Regions from separate parts of the Mus musculus genome. Here region 1 is linked to region 2. A link is a loop called in an ENCODE intact Hi-C map of the cell type or tissue named here. Cell type or tissue: heart. All regions are shown on one strand. Each heading gives the region's core, and the rest is flanking DNA. Links, peaks and the distances in the headings are about the cores only. Region 1 overlaps Slc39a9 (solute carrier family 39 (zinc transporter), member 9). Region 2 holds the start of 2310002D06Rik (RIKEN cDNA 2310002D06 gene).

Evidence for each region. A loop is a pair of places that touch in the nucleus more often than their neighbours do. Peaks named below come from ENCODE experiments on the same cell type or tissue, not always from the same donor. Only the 100,000 strongest peaks of a DNase experiment are listed, where the experiment ranks them.
Region 1: it touches region 2 in a loop (2.9-fold over the local background); 9 of 42 quality-filtered maps call a loop at or near these places.

The regions. Positions count from the first base shown.
Region 1 is chr12:80,668,405-80,677,855 of GRCm38, forward strand. It overlaps Slc39a9 (solute carrier family 39 (zinc transporter), member 9), which reads left to right. Exons shown (of 7, transcript NM_026244.2): 4 at 4,822-4,890; 5 at 7,445-7,530; 6 at 8,728-8,862. Among named protein-coding and RNA genes, the nearest start is that of Plekhd1, 19 kb to the right of the region's middle. In heart, for the core only: CTCF peaks have their summits at 4,986 (motif pointing left) and 6,387 (motif pointing right); no DNase peak of the experiment used is centred there.
Region 2 is chr12:80,499,382-80,508,832 of GRCm38, forward strand. It overlaps Gm26777 (a long non-coding RNA gene), which reads right to left. Exons shown (of 5, transcript XR_381753.4): 3 at 8,928-9,451; 4 at 8,488-8,572; 5 at 7,770-8,338. It overlaps 2310002D06Rik (RIKEN cDNA 2310002D06 gene), which reads left to right and starts at 7,825. Exons shown (of 3, transcript NR_045490.1): 1 at 7,825-7,866. In heart, for the core only: no CTCF peak of the experiment used is centred there; DNase peaks (open chromatin) are centred at 5,570 and 7,790.

The DNA of each region.
Region 1 (9,451 bases), core at 954-8,953, 170 kb after region 2:
AAAACAAGCAAACAAAAAAACCCGTGGATACAAGGAAGTAAATGTATTCTCCACTTGAATGCAATATGTGACCTTAGAATTGACTCTTCCTAGAAAGGAAGTGCTCTGAGGAACATTATCAGAAAGCTGACACAAGTTGAATGTGTAACAGGAATCAGAAATAATGCTAAATTTGCTGAGGTTGATATCCTTTATGATTATATTGTTTCCCTCAGGAAATACACACTGAAGTTTCTAAAGATAAGCAGTTATGATGAGTACAACTTACTCTTCTGTGGTAAAGATTTGTGTATGGGAAGTATGAATGCAAACTTGGAGCAGATGGTTCCAAATGTTTAGATAGTTGGTCAGGAACATACGATTCTTTTCTTAAACTATTGTTGTAGCCTTTTTCAAGATTAAAAATTATTTCCAAATAAAAGTTATTTTTTTTTTAATCGTGGACTGAATAAATGAGCAAAGCTTTTGATGTAGCTCTGTGCCTGAAGATGGTGTGGCTTGGCAGGCAAGGCTTTAATCCCAAGCCTTAAGAAGAAAAAAATATGGTACAAAACCAAAAGCAGGTTGAATAGGCAGGTATGGTTGGTGGCATGTGATACGATCAGGGTTCCCACGAGGCACAGGCTGGAGCTTGTAAGTTCAGTAGAGACCAGCATTGGCTACATAGTAACACTTGACATACTGTCAGAAACAAAACTCTGGGTGTCAACAAAGGTTCTCCATTTCCTTGTATTTATTGTATCTTTTTTAAAAGGTGCTTACTTTGAGATAAAGTCTCATATATACCAGGTCAGTCTCAAACCCTTTATGTAACCATTGATGACCTTTAGTTCCGATTCTTCTTCTTCTACCACCTCTCAAGTGCTGAATGTGCCGCTGAGGCCATACTGCACCTTTAAAGAAATGTCTCCCCATCCTTGTGCAGCACACCTTTCACCCCAGCACTTGGGAGACAGGGCAGCCTGATCTCTGTGAGTTCAGGGCTACTCTGGTCTTCATAGTGAGTTCTAGACCAACCAGGACTACATAGAAGACTCGATTTTAAACAAATAAACAAAACCCAACACTTTGATTTGATTTGGTTTTGCTAGGGCTTGGGAGATGGATCCCTAGTACCCAAGTAAAAAGTCGGGCATGGTAAACTCAGAGCTGGGGGTAGGAAGTAAGGAAGATCCCTAAAGGGTATTGTTAGCCAGCCAGCCTAGATGAATTGATGAAAGAGTCAGTTGAAGACCTTGTCTCAACAAAACAAAACAAGAACAAAACAAAGCAATGTAGAGAATGATTGAAGAAAGACCCCAACATAGACTTCCTTGGGATACTTTTTTTTTTTTTCCTTTTTTCCTTTTTTGGTTTTTCGGTTTTTCTAGACAGGGTTTCTCTGTGTAGCCCTGGTTGTCCTGGAACTCACTCTGTAGACCAGGCTGGCCTTGAACTCAGAAATCCGCCTGCCTCTGCCACCCAAGTGCTGGGATTAAAGGCATGTGCCACCACTGCCTGGGTTTCCTTGGGATAATTAATAACCAACCCAGCTCAATCAGTCAATAGGGTCTCAAGGTAGGGAGTGAGGATTAAAAAGAAAAGACATTTAGACAATATTATAACATGACTCCAGCCAGTGCTGAAGCTGAAGAAGGGTTATTTTTTTTTCCAGTCTGCTCTTACACCATTCTAGGTGCGTGCAAAGAATAGGATCAATTCTTTTTTTTTTTTTTTTTCTTTAGTTTTTCGAGACAGGGTTTCTCTGTATAGCCCTGGCTGTCCTGGAACTCACTTTGTAGACCAGGCTGGCCTCGAACTCAGAAATCTGCCTGCCTCTGCCCCCCCCCCCCCCCCCGCCACCACGCCCGACTAGGATCAATTCTAGATCAAAGACAAAATAGTCAAGGAACAAACAGGGCATTAAACCAAGTCCCATGTGTACAATACATTCCTCGGATATTCATCTTGAGTCTTGTCAATGTCAAAATCTTATCTCACCCTACTTCCTTGTCCTAGCCCTTGTCAAATTCTTGCCAAATTCCTAGCACCAAGAGTTCTCCATGACTTAATATGTCTTAAGTTTGACCAGAGATAATCATGAGTCTATGCTGTAATATTTGGGAAGTAAAGAGTTAATTTTTTTGTTTTTTGTTTTTTGTTTTGTTTTGTTTTGTTTTTTTGAGACAGGGTTTCTCTGTATAGCCTTGGCTGTCCTGGAACTCATTTTGTAGACCAGGCTGGCCTCGAACTCAGAAATCCACCTGCCTCTGCCTCTGTGCTGGGATTAACCACGCCCAGCTAGAGTTAAAATTTTTCAAGTAGGCCATGAGAGATCGGGTTCATTGACAGAGTACTTGCCTGGCACATGTAAGAACTAGACTTGATCCTCAACACTGAACAAAGAGAACTTTAAAAGTCACTTTTACTTCTTTTTATGTTATGTGTGTTGTGTTTTGTCTGCTGGTAGACTAGTGCACCACATTTATATAGTGCCCACAGAGGCAGAGAGAGCGGATCAGAAAATGTCCGCTGCTCTGGACCTTGAGTTACAGACATTTGTTAGCATCTCTGTGGATGCTCAGAATTGAACGCAAGTCCTCAGGAAGAGTGGCCAGTGCTCGAACTGCTGAACCTTCTTCCCATAACTCCCCCTCCTCCCAAAAAGAATTTTTAGTGCCCTGTAATCATGTACCCAGAGTTAAATGTAATGTGTTTATTCTTCTTTCTCTTTTCTCCGGAGGGGTGCTGTTTTTGCTGCCTTCTGTGTGTGTATCTTCGATTTTCAGTTTTTTAGTTTTAGTTAAGTTTTTTTGGAGACAGAGTCTCCCTGTGTAGCTCAAGCTGGTCTCAAGCACACATTCCTTCTGCCTTTGTTGCCAAGTGCTACGATTACTCTTGTTATGGTGGCACACATAGCTCTGGGTTTATGTATTACCAAGTGTCAGGAAAAGTTAATACACTTATCAAAATTATGCTGAACTGCAATTTCTTCCTGTAGATTTATCACAACTATTGGGTTTTCTTGCTTGATTTAAAAAAAAAAAAAAAGAAGTACACACACACACACACACACACACACACACACACACACACACACACACGGGTGCCCACACAGGCCAGAGGCATTGGATCCCCTGGAGCTGGCCATAGGTTGTTGTGAACCATCAGATGTTGGTGCTGGGAATAGAACTTTATTGGCTCCTCTGCAAGAGCAATGGGTGCTCTTAACTGCTGATCCACCTCTGGCTCCAAAAGCACTATGTTTAAATCCCTAACGTATTAAAAATATTTTTATTAATTCTTTGATAAATGTATATAATGTATTTTGATTATATTCACCCCTTCAGCTTCTCCAAGATCTTGTGTATTCTTTCTCACCCCTCGCTCCTCCAGGAGCCTGGTTTGTGATGCTCAGTACTCTGGGTGTGGGCTGTAGAGGCTGCTTTGGGGAGTAGTTCACCTACTAGGAGTAACACCCTTAAAGAAAACTGACCCTTCCTCTCCCAGGAACTACCAAAGGCTGATAGCTCCTTAGCTAGGGGTGGACCTTCGTGCCCTGCCCCAACCCCTACTTGTTTCCTATAAAGACAGTAATATATTCATGGAGAGAGCTTATAAAGCAACATGGGGGGTGCCTAGTGCTGCACCATATTCTATGAGACTGTAAAAAGGAAGAGAAAGAAATACGGGGAATTGGTTACAGCCAATCTAGGGATGGAGGACAGTGATACAGAAGTGGCACATTGGTCTCCCCTACACAGAATCTTGGTTGAGCCAGGGGGCAATTGTTTTGAGCTGAGATTATTTTCTGATCCTTTCTTGATTGATGTGGTCCTAGGATTTGACTTGGAACAGTGTCTAGGTTTTGGGTTGATAATCTGGGTAAGCTTGCCAAGAACTACAAGTTCTTGGGGGAAAGGAGGGCAAGAATGGTTAGAAAGTGCTAGAGAAACTATGTTAACTGGTCTAGAAACTGAGAAATACTTGGAGACAGCTAATACATAGTTTAAGAACCGTCCTCAAGCCAGGTATGGTGATGTGGCCTGTAATCCCAGCTACTCCGGCTGAGGCAGGGAAGCCACAAATGCAAGGCCTGTGTGGTCTTTAGAGTAAGTTCAAGGCCAGTCTGACCCTTGAGGCTGGGCATTATAACCCAGTGGAGAGTGAGTGCTCAAATGCATGGACAAGTCCCAAGTTCAATCCTCAACGCCAAAGGAGAAAACCTACCCAATAGCATAGGATAAAGATCAGAGCTCTTTAAAAGAGACAGCAGAAGGGTGGTGCCTTTTAAAGATGTCTGTGACACTTCCAGCTGAGTGATTTGGGGAAAGTGAGCAAAGCAGTAGGAAACTGTTGTAACTTGGGTTTAAATTGGTGAAAATAGCTGCATAGTATAGAAAGAAAAATATGACCGAGGTTGCATGAAAACAGTCGCAGGAGTTAGAAGTAACCAGAGCCTGTAGAGCACTTTCTGCAGACTGAGGAGTCCAGGCAGCTGGGCTTATGCATTTCAGAGCTATGCAGGGAAGCCCGGGCAAGAGTTCCCTCACACCCACTTCTTTAGTACAAGGAGAGCATTGAAGAGAAGAGAGCAGTGAGGAAAGCAGTTCAAAGTCTGAGCTTTCAGAATCTGTAGATAGCTGGATGCGGTGTTATACAGCCTTAATCCCAGCGCTTGGGAAGCTGAGATGTGGATTTGGAGATCAAGGCCAGCCAGGGGTGCCCAGTGAGACTCCAGCTCTAAAATAACAATGATCATAAGAAATGGACCATCTTCAGACAGGTGTTTCTTTTCCTTTTATGTCATACTACTTAGTGATACCTTCTCATTCTCTGTAGATCCAGAAACAGCAAGGCCCAGCAGTTCCAAAATCACCACCACCCTGGGGCTAGTCGTCCATGCTGCAGGTAAGTCAGCATTGCAGTGAGACTGCTCCTAACCTCACAGAGACTCTACACTGAATGCTCTTGGGCAAGGGTTGCTGAACAGAGCCCTCTAGCGGTAGCATTAGCCCTGGCATATTCTGCATCGAGCTTACAAGCTAAGAGTGTGTTCTATATTTTAAATACCTAAACACAGAGTATAAGCTAGGCATGGTAGCATATATATGTACTCCAAGCACTCAGGAGGTAGAGGCAGTAGGATCCAGAGTTCAAGGCCAACTTGACTACTTAATTTTAGCCTGAGCTACATATCTAGACCCTGTCCAAAAGAGTCTGGGGCTGTAGCTCAATGACTAAACATCTGTTGAGTGTGTGAAAGGCCTGTGTTCAATTCTCAGCACTGCCAAACAGAAAGATCTTTCATGTCACTGGGAAACTATGGTATGGAGTGATAGTGTTGTTCTGAAGATAGCTATGCCCACATGTTCTATATCACCTGTGGCTTGTTTTGTACAGTAGTGACCAAGTTGTGTAGTTACAAGAGACCAAGTAACTTACAAAGCTCAAATATTTCCTGTCTGGGCTTTAAGGAGATTGCTGACCTCTACCCTAAGATCTGTCTGGAAAAGAGGCTGCACATATCAGCACCAAACAGCTCAGCTGCCAGTGTAGCCTAAGGCAGTAAGCGGAAGACTCAGTGTGGCAGATGGGACTTGGCTTTAGCACCATAACCCAAACCTAGACCTGATGGGAGATAGGATTCTGTCAGGTCCAAATAAAGGTATGTGAAAAGTAGCTCACTCCTAACCTCCTGGTTTCTGCTTTCTAACAAAATCACCTCTATCACTGCACTAGAGGCTGTGGGACCTGGGAGAAGGGAGCCAATAAATGAGGTGGACTGAAGTGTCACGCAATAGCCAACTTTATTCAGAGCCCCAGATGATTTATACTCGAGAGTTAAGAAAGGTCACCTGAGATCTCATGAGTTCAGGCTGTATACAATCACAAGGACAAGCCACACATGGCAAAAACATGTCCATAAAGATATGTGAAGGAAAATATTTAATTGAATAACATCAGCATACAATAATGAGTTCTCTGAAGTAAACTCACTCCTATCCACTACACCTGGGATGAGCAATAAAACACATTCTGCGAGCAAGTCTGTGTTTTGAAGAAACTGGGGTTACAAGACTTGTTTTCTTGGAGTGTTCTCATGAGCAGTCAGAATTCTCCTCACAGGCTCCATTTCTAGACTGTTCCAACATACCCATTCATCCAAAGTCCCTCCCTTGACCTTTTTTTTTTTTTAAGATTTATTTATTATTTATTTTATGTATATGAGAAGAGTATAGCTGTAAGATGGTTATTGTTGGGACTTAAATTTAGGACCTCTGCTCACTTCAGTTAGCCCGTTCGCTCAGGCCCAAAGATTTATTTATTATATACTTATACTTGTACTTACTAGTACACTGTTGCTGTCTTCAGACACACCAGAAGAGGGCGTCAGATCTCATTATGGATAGTTGTGAACCACCATGTGGTTGCTGGGATTTGACCTCAGGACCTTTGGAAGAGCAGTCAGTGCTCTTACCTGCTGAGCCATCTCACCAGCCCCTCTCTTGACCTTTTTATGTCAACTTAAATACAAGCTAGAGTTATCTGAAAGAAGGAAACCTCAATGGAGAAAATACCTGTAAAGGATACAGCTGTAGGACATTTTCTTAATGAGCGACTGATGTGGGAGGGCCCAGCCCCTTGTGGGTGGTGCCATCCCTGGGTTGGTCCTGGGTTTTAGAAGAAAGCAGGCTGAGCAAGCCTGGAGGAACAAGCCAATAAGCAGCACTCCTCTATGACCTCTGCGTCGGCTCCTGCTTTGTTTGAGTTCCTGTCCTCACTTCCTTCAGTGATGAACAGTGACATGGAAGTGTAAGCTGGACAAACCCTTTCCTCCCCAACTTGCTTTGGTCACAGTGTTTTTCTCACAGCATAGTAACCGAAACTAAGAGAGTCCCCATCATGTGTGAGTCATCTGTATTGAAGCTTCAAGCCTTGAAGACAGAAAAATATGAGCTTTGAAATTCTTCGTTAGCACATTCTTATTTCAGCTTGGCTCATCAATGGTTGTTTGTATTTCATATTTTTTTTTTAGCAATAAAGACAGCTAACTTATGGGTGACTTGGGGCCAGATGCATTTATTCTTATTCTTTTACTTTTAGCACTCACGAACCCCTAAGACTACACATTTAATTGTCCACATCTTCCCCCCTCCACCCCCCCTTGGCTTTTCCAGACAGGATTTCCCTGTGTAGCCCTCTAGCTATTCTGTAACTCACTCTGTAGACCAGGCTGGCGTCAAACTAGAGATCTGCCTGCCTCTGCTTCCCGAGTGCTAGAATTAAAGGTGTGTCCATCACCACCCAGCTTATTGACCCCACCCTGAAGGTGGTTGTGAAGTTCATTGAGATCGAATAGCTTGCCGAGATCCAAGTCCAGCTGTGCCTAGCTTTGAAGCCCATTTATCAGCCCGGCATTGCCTCCCTTCATAGCATCTTGTTTCCTTGTCTCCCAATTTAGCTGATGGTGTAGCTTTGGGAGCAGCAGCCTCTACTTCACAAACTAGTGTCCAGTTAATTGTGTTCGTGGCAATAATGCTACACAAGGTAAGCCAAGATTGGATATTGAACAAATTTGTAATTAAAAATTTTCTTGACTTTGATGCATTTCTGAAATGTGGTATCTTTTTAGCTTTAAAAGTATATTTATAGCTGGCGGTGGTGGCACCTGCCTTTAATCCCAGCACTTGGGAGTCAGAGACAAACGGATTTCTGAGTTCGAGGCCAGCCTGGTCTACAGAGTGAGTTCCAGGACAGCCAGGGCTACACAGAGAAACCCTGTCTCCAAAAAAAAAAAACAAAACCCCACAAAAAAATTGTATTTATTATATGTGTGTGCACATGAGCACACACATGCCACTGTTAGCATGATAAAACTCAGAGAACAGCTGTGTGAAATTGATTCCCTTCTTTTACCTTTATCTGAGTCCTGGGGTTTGAACTCGGGTCCCAGGTCTTGCAGAGCAAACACCTTGACCCATTGCAGATTCTGATAGCCACCACCACCCCCTTTTTTATATCTATAAATGCTCTGTCCTCATGTCCTCCTGCATGCCAGAAGAGGGGACAGAGTCTCATTACAGATGGTTGGTTGTGAGCCACCATGTGGTTGCTGGGAATTGAACTCAGGGCCTCTGGAAGAGCAAGCAGCCAGTCCTCCTAGCCGCTGACCACCAAATCTCAGCCCCCAATTTCTGCTTTTCGTACAGTTGTGTTCACATAGCTGACTAGACGGCTCCATGGGTAAAACTACTTGCTAAACAAGTTTGACAACCCAGTTCCCAAAAGTTGTCTTCTGACCACCACACACACACGGTGGCACACAGGTGGCTACATTCACACACACAAGTATAGTAAGTAAAAATTAAAAATTCAAAAGCCGGGCGTGGTGGCGCACGCCTTTAATCCCAGCACTCGGGAGGCAGAGGCAGGCGGATTTCTGATTTCGAGGCCAGCCTGGTCTACAAAGTGAGTTCCAGGACAGCCAGGACTACACAGAGAAACCCTGTCTCAAAAACACCAAAAAAAAAAAAAATTCAAAATAATCTTGTGTACAATACTAACAAGAAAGATATCTACAGACACATGTAGGGTTTTCTTGTGAGAACATTGGTTCTTAAAAGGCAAACTTGCTCTTGATGGGATGCCTGGGTCTCTCATATTCAGATAGCATCACCTGCATTTCTTGACGTGAAAGCAAGCCCTGCTTGTCAAGTGATACAGGGGCTACTTTGTCATTTCCAGGCTCCAGCAGCATTTGGGCTGGTTTCCTTCCTGATGCATGCTGGTCTGGAGCGGAATCGAATCAGAAAGCACTTGCTGGTCTTTGCATTGGCAGCACCAGCCATGTCCATGCTGACATACTTAGGATTAAGTAAGGTAAGTGTGAGCCTCCCTCACTGTGCAGTCCCGGGTGTGTCTGGTTCTCTCATAGGCTCCGCCTGCAGCCTGGGAGCTGCGTGGGACTGAGAGCTAGGAATGTGACCCAACACAAAATCATAAACTTACTGAAACAGGACACAATTTTTTATTTCTTATGTTATTTTATTGGCAACTCATTTGTCTTGTCTATGTATGCCACAACATTCTGTCACAATATCAAAAGGCTCAACAAATCTGGTAGGGTATCTTAGGGTGAATTTTTCATGGACAGTATTTTCTCAACTCATGACAAAAATTGAAAGTAAAAATCTGTAGAAAATAAGTGTCTTAATTTCAAGTTAGTCTTTTTTATGACTTTAATATTCATATAAATTGAATACCAGTTCTAAGAATATCTGCATAAATATATAGTAGCAGTTCAGTGTTTAAGATCGTATCATTTAACCAGTCATGCTTATTTTGTTTGGCAGATAACAGTCTGCCACGCACTCCGGTCGAGTCAGGTCTGCCGCAACAGTCTGTTAGAATCATCCAAAATTTTTAATTTATTTTTATTTCATGTGCATTGGTGTTTTGCCTGCATGTG
Region 2 (9,451 bases), core at 647-8,646:
TCTCAAAAGAAAAAATATCAGTATTTTAAAATATGTATATGTATAATATTTAAATTTAAATATAAAGTTAAAATTATCATATGTGTGTGCATGCCTGTGTGTGTGTCTGATGTTTGTATGCATCCTGGCTTTTTTCCCATTTGCTAATATGGCATCACCAAGTAATTTACTTTATCTTTAAGTCTTTGAAAATAAAGTTCTAAAGTGTGCTGGCTCATGGCTATAATCCTAGCCCTTGGCAAGTAGAGGCAGGAAGATTAGAAGTTTAGGCTTATCTTCAGCTACATAGTAAGTTTAAGACTATTTGAGCTACGTGAACCCTTGTCTCAGGACAAAACAAAACAACAGAAGACCAATGAATATTAATGTTAACATGTTTCCAGTAGCTCTTATTTGGTTATGTAGCTCCACACTCTGTTCAAAAGCATGGTTGTTTTGAATCTTTCATTGCCAGTTATGGAGATAAACTTTCTTGTATATTTCTGACTCTGTACTTGGTAATTTCTTTAAGATAGAACTCTGGAAACTGGAGTTGAGGGGAGGTGTCACTGTTGCAGTGGGCACTAATTGATGTTAGCTTGGGAGTAGCATACACCTTAGAGAGTTCATCTTTAGCTCCAAGCGTCCTGTATATGGATTGAGCTATTCTGTGAATTGGGATGGACCCTGTATGCCCTGGCTCTCGTGTTAGTGGCTTTGGGCCCCTTCTTGCTTCCTCCTGTCTACCATTCTTCATTACTATGTTCCCTTCCCTGCTTCTGCAGTCAGTGATTTTTTTTTTTTTTTGGACATAGTTTATTAAAAAAATTTTAATGTAAATTTTTCAATTAAAAACTTTTTTATTTTAAAATAAGGTTATAGATGGATTCTTTTATGAAAATAGATCTGTGTTTAATAACTTGCCATTGTAAAGTGAATGAAGCACACATCCAGGGATTTTCTACCATTTAAGAATACAGCCATAAGTTACTTATTCTTACCCATGTCACGGACGGATCAGATGACAAAATGTGTTTTGTTGAAATAAAGCCCGCTTAATACCCCCATTCTCAGCTCTTAGGAACCCAGCAGGCAGAGACTACTTCAGTTTAGCTTCTTATTTGACCTCTTTAAACATTGAATTCTGATTTACCTTGCTTCCAGGATTTTTTTTCCATTTGTTTATCTTTTAATTTTCTTCACTAGGTCTCATTTAAAATGTACTTTACATTTTTGTATATGGGCTGTTTGTATGTGCATGGGTTCATGTATGACAGACAAGCTCAGGATAGTCCTCTCCTTCTGCTGTGAGAGTCCCTGGGATCCAGCTGGCATGGTGCTAAGTTTCCTCTTCCCACTGAGCCACTGAGCCTTCTCATGGTTTATTAAGGGACACTCCCCAAGAATGGGAGTGAGCAAGTGGAGCCAGGGGAGCAATTTCCCCCAAAGATTTGATAGCTTACTAATTATTATGTATTTGAAACGAATGGGGAGGGGCAGGGGCCCTTCTAGTCACTTGCCTTGAGGGACTAATTGAAGGTCAACCCAAACGTGCTGGAAAATAAGCCTCTTGCTTTTGCATCGAAAAGAAAATAAATGATTCCCCCCTCCCCCACATTGTTGTTGTTTTCAAAAATTGTACAATGGTAATTTTTAGATCTTAAAAAAAATCCATTTTTCTTGAGAGAAATGTGCAAAAAGAGGCTAGAAAGAGGGTGAATCTTGCTAAGACAACACAACATGAGTAATATAAAACTACTTCAGCTTTTATTTTGGATCTAGCTTATTCTTCTGACTCTTGCCAAGTTCCCTATGTTGGACTCTTCCCATCCCAGTCCTGGAGCACAGTGATGGTGATGCCAGCAGACAACCCATGACCCACAGCAGCAGCACCCTTTCCTGCCTCCTGCATGGAGATGCAGTGGTGACCCGCTGAGGCCGCATGCCATTTGACATGCTGGAAAGGCACTGATCACATTTCCTTGTTACTTTATGGCCGTCTCTGATTGGTGGTCCCAATGCTCTGGGTAACTGGACCAAATGGATCATTGTTTTAGAGATAATCAAGATCTGACTTTCTCTATATGGGACTAAGGAATGCTTCTATAACCTAGTTTCTGCGACGTAGGTTGTGGCTTTGCTAATGTATATGTTGCCTTCAAGGCCACTTTTTTTTTTTTAAAGATTTATTTACTTTATTTATGTGAGTACACTGTAGCTTTCTTCAAAGACACCAGAAGAGAGCATCAGATCTTATCACAGATGGTTGTGAGCCACCATGTGGTTGCTGGGAATTGAACTCAGGACCTCTGGAAGAGCAGTCGGTTCTCTTAACCTCTGAGCCATCTCTCCAAGCCCTCAAGGCCACTTTTTATTGTGAAAGGTAGTACATCCTCCAAACTGAACCTAAAACACTTAATTTCCATTTCCTGGGATTTCTCTCCCTTGATGAAAAGGTAACTAGCTGCCTTTCTCTCAATATCACCCATTGCTTTGGGCCTACAGTGAGGCAGATGATCATAGCAGAGAGGGTATGTAAAATCTGTTTTCCTCATGGTGGCTGAGAAAAGATGGGAAGGGGCCAGGGGCAGGTGTAACATCAGGTTGACACCAATTAGTCAGAATTCAAAAAAAAATGACATAGTGAGTGTGACAGTTATCACTGTCAATTAGACACAGCCTAGCCAGGCGTGGTGGCGCACACCTTTAATCCCAGCACTCGGGAGGCAGAGGCAGGCAGATTTCTGAGTTCGAGGCCAACCTGGTCTACAAAGTGAGTGCCAGGACAGCCAGGGCTACAAAGAGAAACCCTGTCTCGAAAACAAAAACAAAACAAAACAAAAAATTAGACACAGCCTGGGAAGCATCCCAATGAGAGTTTGTCCAGATCAGGTTGGCCTGTGGTCAGGGTTGTGGGGGATAATTTTGATTATGACAATCAATGTAGGAAGAACAGTGCCCACTAAGGGCAGCTCCGCTCCCTGGTTTTGCAATCCCGGACTACTTAAAAACGAAGAAAAGTAAGACAAGCACAAAGTAGCATCTTGCACGTGCTCTTGCTGCTTGGACTTTAGATACAAGTAGTTGCTTTCAGTTCCTGATTTAACATTCCTATAATAATGGACCATGTCCTGGAATTATAAGCTAAATAAACTCTATCTCCCCCTTTTAAAAAAATCTGCTGAGTTTATAGTCAGCATTATTTCAAGCACAGTGTGTGGTTCAGGATAATTTTGAGTTGGATTGATTTCCTATATTTTGCTTCTCCAAGGTCTCCCTTGTCAGGCTGCAACATGTTGGGGCACAGTTGGGATCTGACTCCTCAGGTCACCAGGGTATTAAGTCCTGGATAAGAATCAGAAACCAGAGCTAAAGATACGGCTCAGTAGAAGAGTGCTTGCTAGCATACAGTAAGGCCCAGGTTCATTCCCCAGCACAGAACCTCACCATTGAACATACCAGTAAGTAAAACAAAATGAGATAATTCAGAAGTGGTAGGTAGTTCATGCCTGTATTTTGGAACTTGGGAGGCTGAGAAAGGAGAATCACTACAAGTTTGAGGTCAGCTTGGACTCCAGAATGACACCCTGTCTCAGAAAAACAAAAGAAGGGGTCTAGAGAGGTGACTCAGCACTTAAGAGCACTGTCTGTTCTTCCAGAGGACCTGGGTTCTATTCCTATCATTTGCGCGGGAGTTCACACAGGAACTTCAGTTCCAGAAATCCAGTGCGTTCTTCTGGCCTCTGGGCACCCAGCATACAAGTGCTACACAGACATACATGTAGGTAAAACACCTATATACATAATTTTTTTAAAAATGAGTTTAAAACAAAAAATAAAACAGAAAACAACAATAAGAGATTTGAACTTAGCCGTAAGACAATGGGGCTGAGAGAGTTGGAGATTTAGCATATGTGGTTTTAAAGGTGGTGGGCATGAAAGGTTCACTAACAGACTTAACTTTGAAGTTTGCTTTTTTCTCTGTACTCAGTTTATCTATATTGGAGGCTCAGAGAAGAGTGGGCTGATGGCCTTATTCTTCTCCCATTGTCTGCTGGAGGTCTTTGTACTAATCACTTAACTTTTTATACTGATAATATCTAGATTAATGTGCCAAGGGAGAGGCCCCTTGGTCCAAGCATTCTGTACTACATCTACCATTTTAATTAAAGTTTTCACCTTGTAGCACTGGCTGGCCTGGAACTCTGTACAGACTAGGCTGACCTTGGACTCACAGGTCTAGCTGCTTCTGTCCCCAAGAGTTACGATTAAAGGCATTGGGCACGTTTGTTTGTTTGTTTATGTGGTTTGAATATGCTTGGCCAAGGAGTGGCGCTATTAGGATGTGTGGCTTGTTGGAGTGGGTATGGCCTTGAAGGAAATGTGTCACTGTGGGCATGGGCAATAAGACCCTCCTCCTAGCCATGTGAGAGCCAGTCTTCTCTTATCAGCCTTCAGATGAAGAGGTAGAACTCTCAGCTCCTCCTGTACCAGGTCTGCCTGGACATTGCCATGTTCCCACCTTGATGATAATGGACTGAACCTCTGAACCTGTAAGCCAGCCCCAATTAAATGTTGTTCTTATAAGAGTTGACTTGGTCATGGTGTCTGTTTACAGCAGTAAGACCCTAACTAAGACAGTTTGTTTGTTTGTTTGTTTGTTTGTTTGTTTGTTTTGAGAGAGGCTTTCTTTGTATAGCCACAGCTGTCTTAGTACTAGGTCTGTAGACCAGGCTGGCCTCAAACTCACAGAGATCCACCTACCTGTGCCTCCCAAGTGCTGGGATTAAAGGTGTAAGCCATCACCCACCAAATTGAGTACTTTAAAAGGAAGACATTAAACCAAATAGGTAAAAATAGTCTCTGATTAAAAGAACAAAACAAAACAGTTATATGAATGTTGAGAACCCATGGGGCCTCCATGAGCCCTCGATGTGAATAGCTCACAGGGAGCCTGGGAAGGGTTTCTGGCTATGCCAGTGACTTCGTCCTGCTCACCTTTGCGCTTGCTTGGGTACCAGCTAGACAGACATGGACAAAGGTAATGTTTGCATTATTAGCTGTGTAAAGACTCCACTGTGAACGTCATTCCTTCTGACTTAGAAAATGTATTTCCTAATCTGTCCCTGTCAGGCTTCATTCCAGTCCCAAAGAGGATGCTGACGTTTTTCTTTTTGAAACACAGATTTGTACCAATATGCTTAGTTTGAAACTTTTTCACAGTCACCTGGAAAAAGATAGAAGTCTCAAGTTTCTACCAAAAAGCATCGAGTACATTGTTCTGCCCTCTCTTATACAGGGTCTCTTACTGAATCTTCTGCTCTATCCCACTGAAAGCCTTGGTCTAGCGCAATGTCTCTCAAACCAAGACTGCAGTGTTTGGGCCTGGAGGTCTGTAAGCCCACGCCATAGCACATATGGCTTCCTCTAAGCTCTTGGATAAAATGAGCAGGACCAGAGTTGGCTCAGAAAATGAGCAGATGATGGCTTGGGGTTAGCTTTTCTTTTTGAAATGTTGCACAAGTGCAGAGCACTTAGCTGCCGCCCCCCTCTCCAGCCATCAGTAGAGCTTGACCTTGGCCAAGATTTTGCCTCATCCTCTCGGCATTTAAGCATAGAATTGCGTTTCAGCTGTGGAATGCTTAACCAAAAGCACATGCTGTGGTGGCAGGTTCCAAAGAACAAGTTTTGCGAAAGCCCAAAGAGCATTGTTCTCTCAAAACAGCAGCTTCCTCTGGACTGCCCAGCACACCTCACACCAGCGGTGCTTTGACTCGCTTGTACACAGAACTGGGGGTTATTGTTAATACCCTATTGAAGTGCAGTGTAGGTGCCATACATACATTCGAAGAAGACATACATTTGAAGGATATAGCTTGATGAATTTTGACAGATGTGTATGCCCATATAACTGTCACGGGCTAGAATTTAGGCCAGCCTGTTGTGTGTCAGTAGTCCCAGCGTTTGGGAATCCCCCTGTCTACTAAGCAAGTCCCAAGCCAGCCAGGGCCACATACCAAGACCCTCTCTTAAAAGAATATTAAAAAAAATTAATAAAGATTGGCAACATAGCTCAGGGACAGAGAACTTGCCTAGCATGAAGCCCCGGGTTCAATCCCTAGTATGGTTTTTAAAAGGGGACAGGAAGAGGTTTTTTTTGTTTGTTTGTTTGTTTTTTTTTTGTTTTGTTTTGTTTTTCAAGAGAGGGTTTCTCTGTATAGCCCTGGCTGTCCTGGAACTCACTCTGCAGACCAGGCTGGCCTCGAACTCTGAAATCTGCCTGCCTCTGCCTCCCGAGTGCTGGGATTGCCCGGCAACAGGAAGAGTTTTAACCGTCCTTGTGTTACAAACCTCTAGGGACCAGAAGATTATGTATTCACCAAGCTGAGGTCACTAAGACTGTAAGTCTGAGTCAGAGTTGCTGAGGATTTGGTAGTGGAGTCTAAGCATTTCTCTACACTTAGGGATTATAGAACAGTTCATGAAGTTTGATTTTAGTAAGTTATTAACTACAAATAGGTGCTATGTGCACATAGAATAGAATTTTTTATGGGTGTTTTCTTACACATATGTGTGTGTGCCATGTGTATGCCTGGTACCTGCAGAGGAGAGAAGAGGGCTTCAGATGCCTGGGAACTGGAGTTACAAAGGGTTATAAGCCACCATTGAGTGCTGGAAATGGAACCAGGTCCTCTGGAAGAACAGCCAATGCTCTTAATCACTGAAACATCTCTCCAGCTCCTCCTATTCTGTATATGTTTGAAATTTTCCACTAAATTCCCTACATTCTTTAGTAGTAGTTCCCATAGCACATCCACTTATATTCCTGCTAAGTGATGCTTAGCCCCTGAAACCTAAAACCAAGATACAGGCGAGTCTCTACACAGGGTCCTCTCCTGGTCTTCAAAACTAGACATTCTGATTCAATTTACAAACATGCTAACCGGTAGTGGTGCACTCCTTTAATCCCAGCACCTGGAAGGCAGAGGTAGGCAGATCTCTGAGTTCCAGGCCAAGCCCGGTTTACAGAGTGATCACGTTCCAGAACAGCCTGGGCTACACAGAGAAGCCCTGTCTGAAAAATCATAAAAAGAAAAAAGAAAAATTACAAACACGAGCTGGGATAACTTCACTTTCCCAAGCCATCCTTCTCTTTGAACATAGGGTTGACCTCAAATTTATTTTGAAAAGCCAATTTCTCAGGCAAACTGATTTGTACAGTAAGGTCTACACACATAAATCTCATACAACCTTACTGAGCCATATTCCCAGCCTGGCCATAGAGCCCAGGAAGGGGGGGGGGTTCTCTTCCCACCTCCCCCAGGAGGGAAGGAAGCAGGTATGACTTTCTGTGGCCATTTCCACCTCCTGAACTTTGCACTTCCCCTGTGGTAGGTGGTTAGGGGTCAGCTTCAAGTTGACACTTCTGAAGACACTCACACACAGTTTAGGGAAGGGAGTGGCGCTGCTGGTGTCTTCTCAGTTCCCTGGCATCCTCTCCTCCATATGACCACCCCAATCCCTCACTCCTCTAAAACATGCCTGCTGTCAAACAGCCCTCCTGAGTGTGGCCTTACAACAGCCCTCACAGTTGAGCAGCGTCTGCCTTCTGACAAGCTTGAAGGAAGTTTTGGAGGCTCGGAGGCTGTGTTCAGTATGCTAACAGTTGAGTGTGACCTGGTGGCTTAGGGGTGGCAGCGAGATGAAAGGAGAGGTCATTGGAGATAGGGTGGGTTCTTCCCGCTCAACCTGTGGTGGCTGCTGGACTGGTTCCCTCAGCCTTTGGCTCCAGCCTTTTCTGGGCAGGGAAACAGAATAAGGCAAAGTGCCTGGTCTGTTTTAAATAGATTCTGCTTGCTGTAGCCAATAAGCACAACAGCTTGGAAGGTGAGTGACCCTTCCCAACAGATTTATGTTGCTCCAACGCTCTTGCCTCCAGCGCCACTCCAGCGCCTCCTGCCCTCCTCGTTGACCTGACTCCACGGTCTCTCCCCAGGCTTGTCTGGCTTTAGTGCTCTTTACACTTTTATTGGGTTTTGCTCTCTGCTTTGTCTCTCCCTGAAGCTGTTTTTCCTGTGTCCTCTATCTTTCCATCTCTGCTTGTGCCTTTGTGGTCTGCGTCTGCGCTGGCACATACTCATCCCCGTCTGCTGCTGCTTGTCTGATTGTCATAGCTTTTTGTCCTCCTGCCCTCATTCCCCACAGCCTCCTTGGGGGGGGAGGGAGGACAGCCTAGGCCCTCTCGGGCTTGTGTGCAGTTGGTGAGACAGCCGAGAGTCCACTCACTGCAGTGACAGGCTCTGGAACCAGCGGGTTCATCGCTACCAGGACACTCCAGATTGAATATGGATTCTGGGCCCTGTTTACAAGACATAGGAATAACTTGGGGTGTTTAAACTTTGATCTCTAGATTCCTAGTAAGAACTAATTCATAGGGGGAAGCTGATATCTTTAACTTACAGTGCAGGTGATTGGCTGTGGGGATATAGTTAAAGGGGAATTACCCACCTTGAACAGTCTCAGCTGTGGACTAATGACAGTTCCAGACTGGGAAACGGACCTCAGTGATGGCAGCTGTTTCTTGGCCATGTGCCTGTGCAATAAGCGGCACCAAAGAAATCAGAGTAGGACAAAGAAAGACAAGGACAGAAAAGTGATGGCCATTGCCATCTAAGGCTATAGTAAGGAAAGGAGACAGAAGGAGGAGGCTGGGTAAGGAAAGAAGACAGAAGGAGGAGGCTGGGTAAGGGCTCAATAATTAGGAAAACGGATGGGGCGCCAATACAGGTGGAGGGTGGGGGTGACAGGCACAGAAGTTGGTCTGAGATGCAGCAACCTGGCTCTGTCAATGGAGCCACGCACTGCAGGCTGCGGCCAGGGAAAATAGAACCTTTCTCCTTCTCCCCAGTCAACTTTAGCTCTAGTACCTCTTTTTCTTTTATACTTACATCTTCATGTCACATCATCAGAAAACAAAGCAAAAAAGAGGCAATCTGCCTTCGAGAGGAAATAGTAGGGGCCGGTGAATTTATGGTTGGTATGCTTCTCCTTTGCTGACTCTGCTTGTCCAGGAGCTGTGGAGAGGCAGCCCTTTGCTAGAGTGCCTCAGTAGAATCCCTGTGCGGCATGATAGCCCAGTAGAGTGCCTGCAGCCAAGTAGCCAGTAGCAGTGTGCATCCATCAAACGTCTCCAGGCCAACTCCAGGCTGGAGAGTGGGGATGGTCCAGCAGGGGTCCAGTCCCATCACTGGGCTCCTGTTCTCCGGGAACTGAAAGGGAAAAAAGGCACAAAAGTATATGCAGTGCAAGACTTGCTCCCATTCCCATCCCCAGGTGTCCTCCTCAGAGCCATCCCTGAACACCCCAATTTCTGAATTATTATTATTATTTTTTGTCCAGTATCTCCTTTCTAGGTCTGGTATAATCTGAAAGATGTCAAGTTCTTATTTTTCTTCTTCTTCTTTTTTTTTTC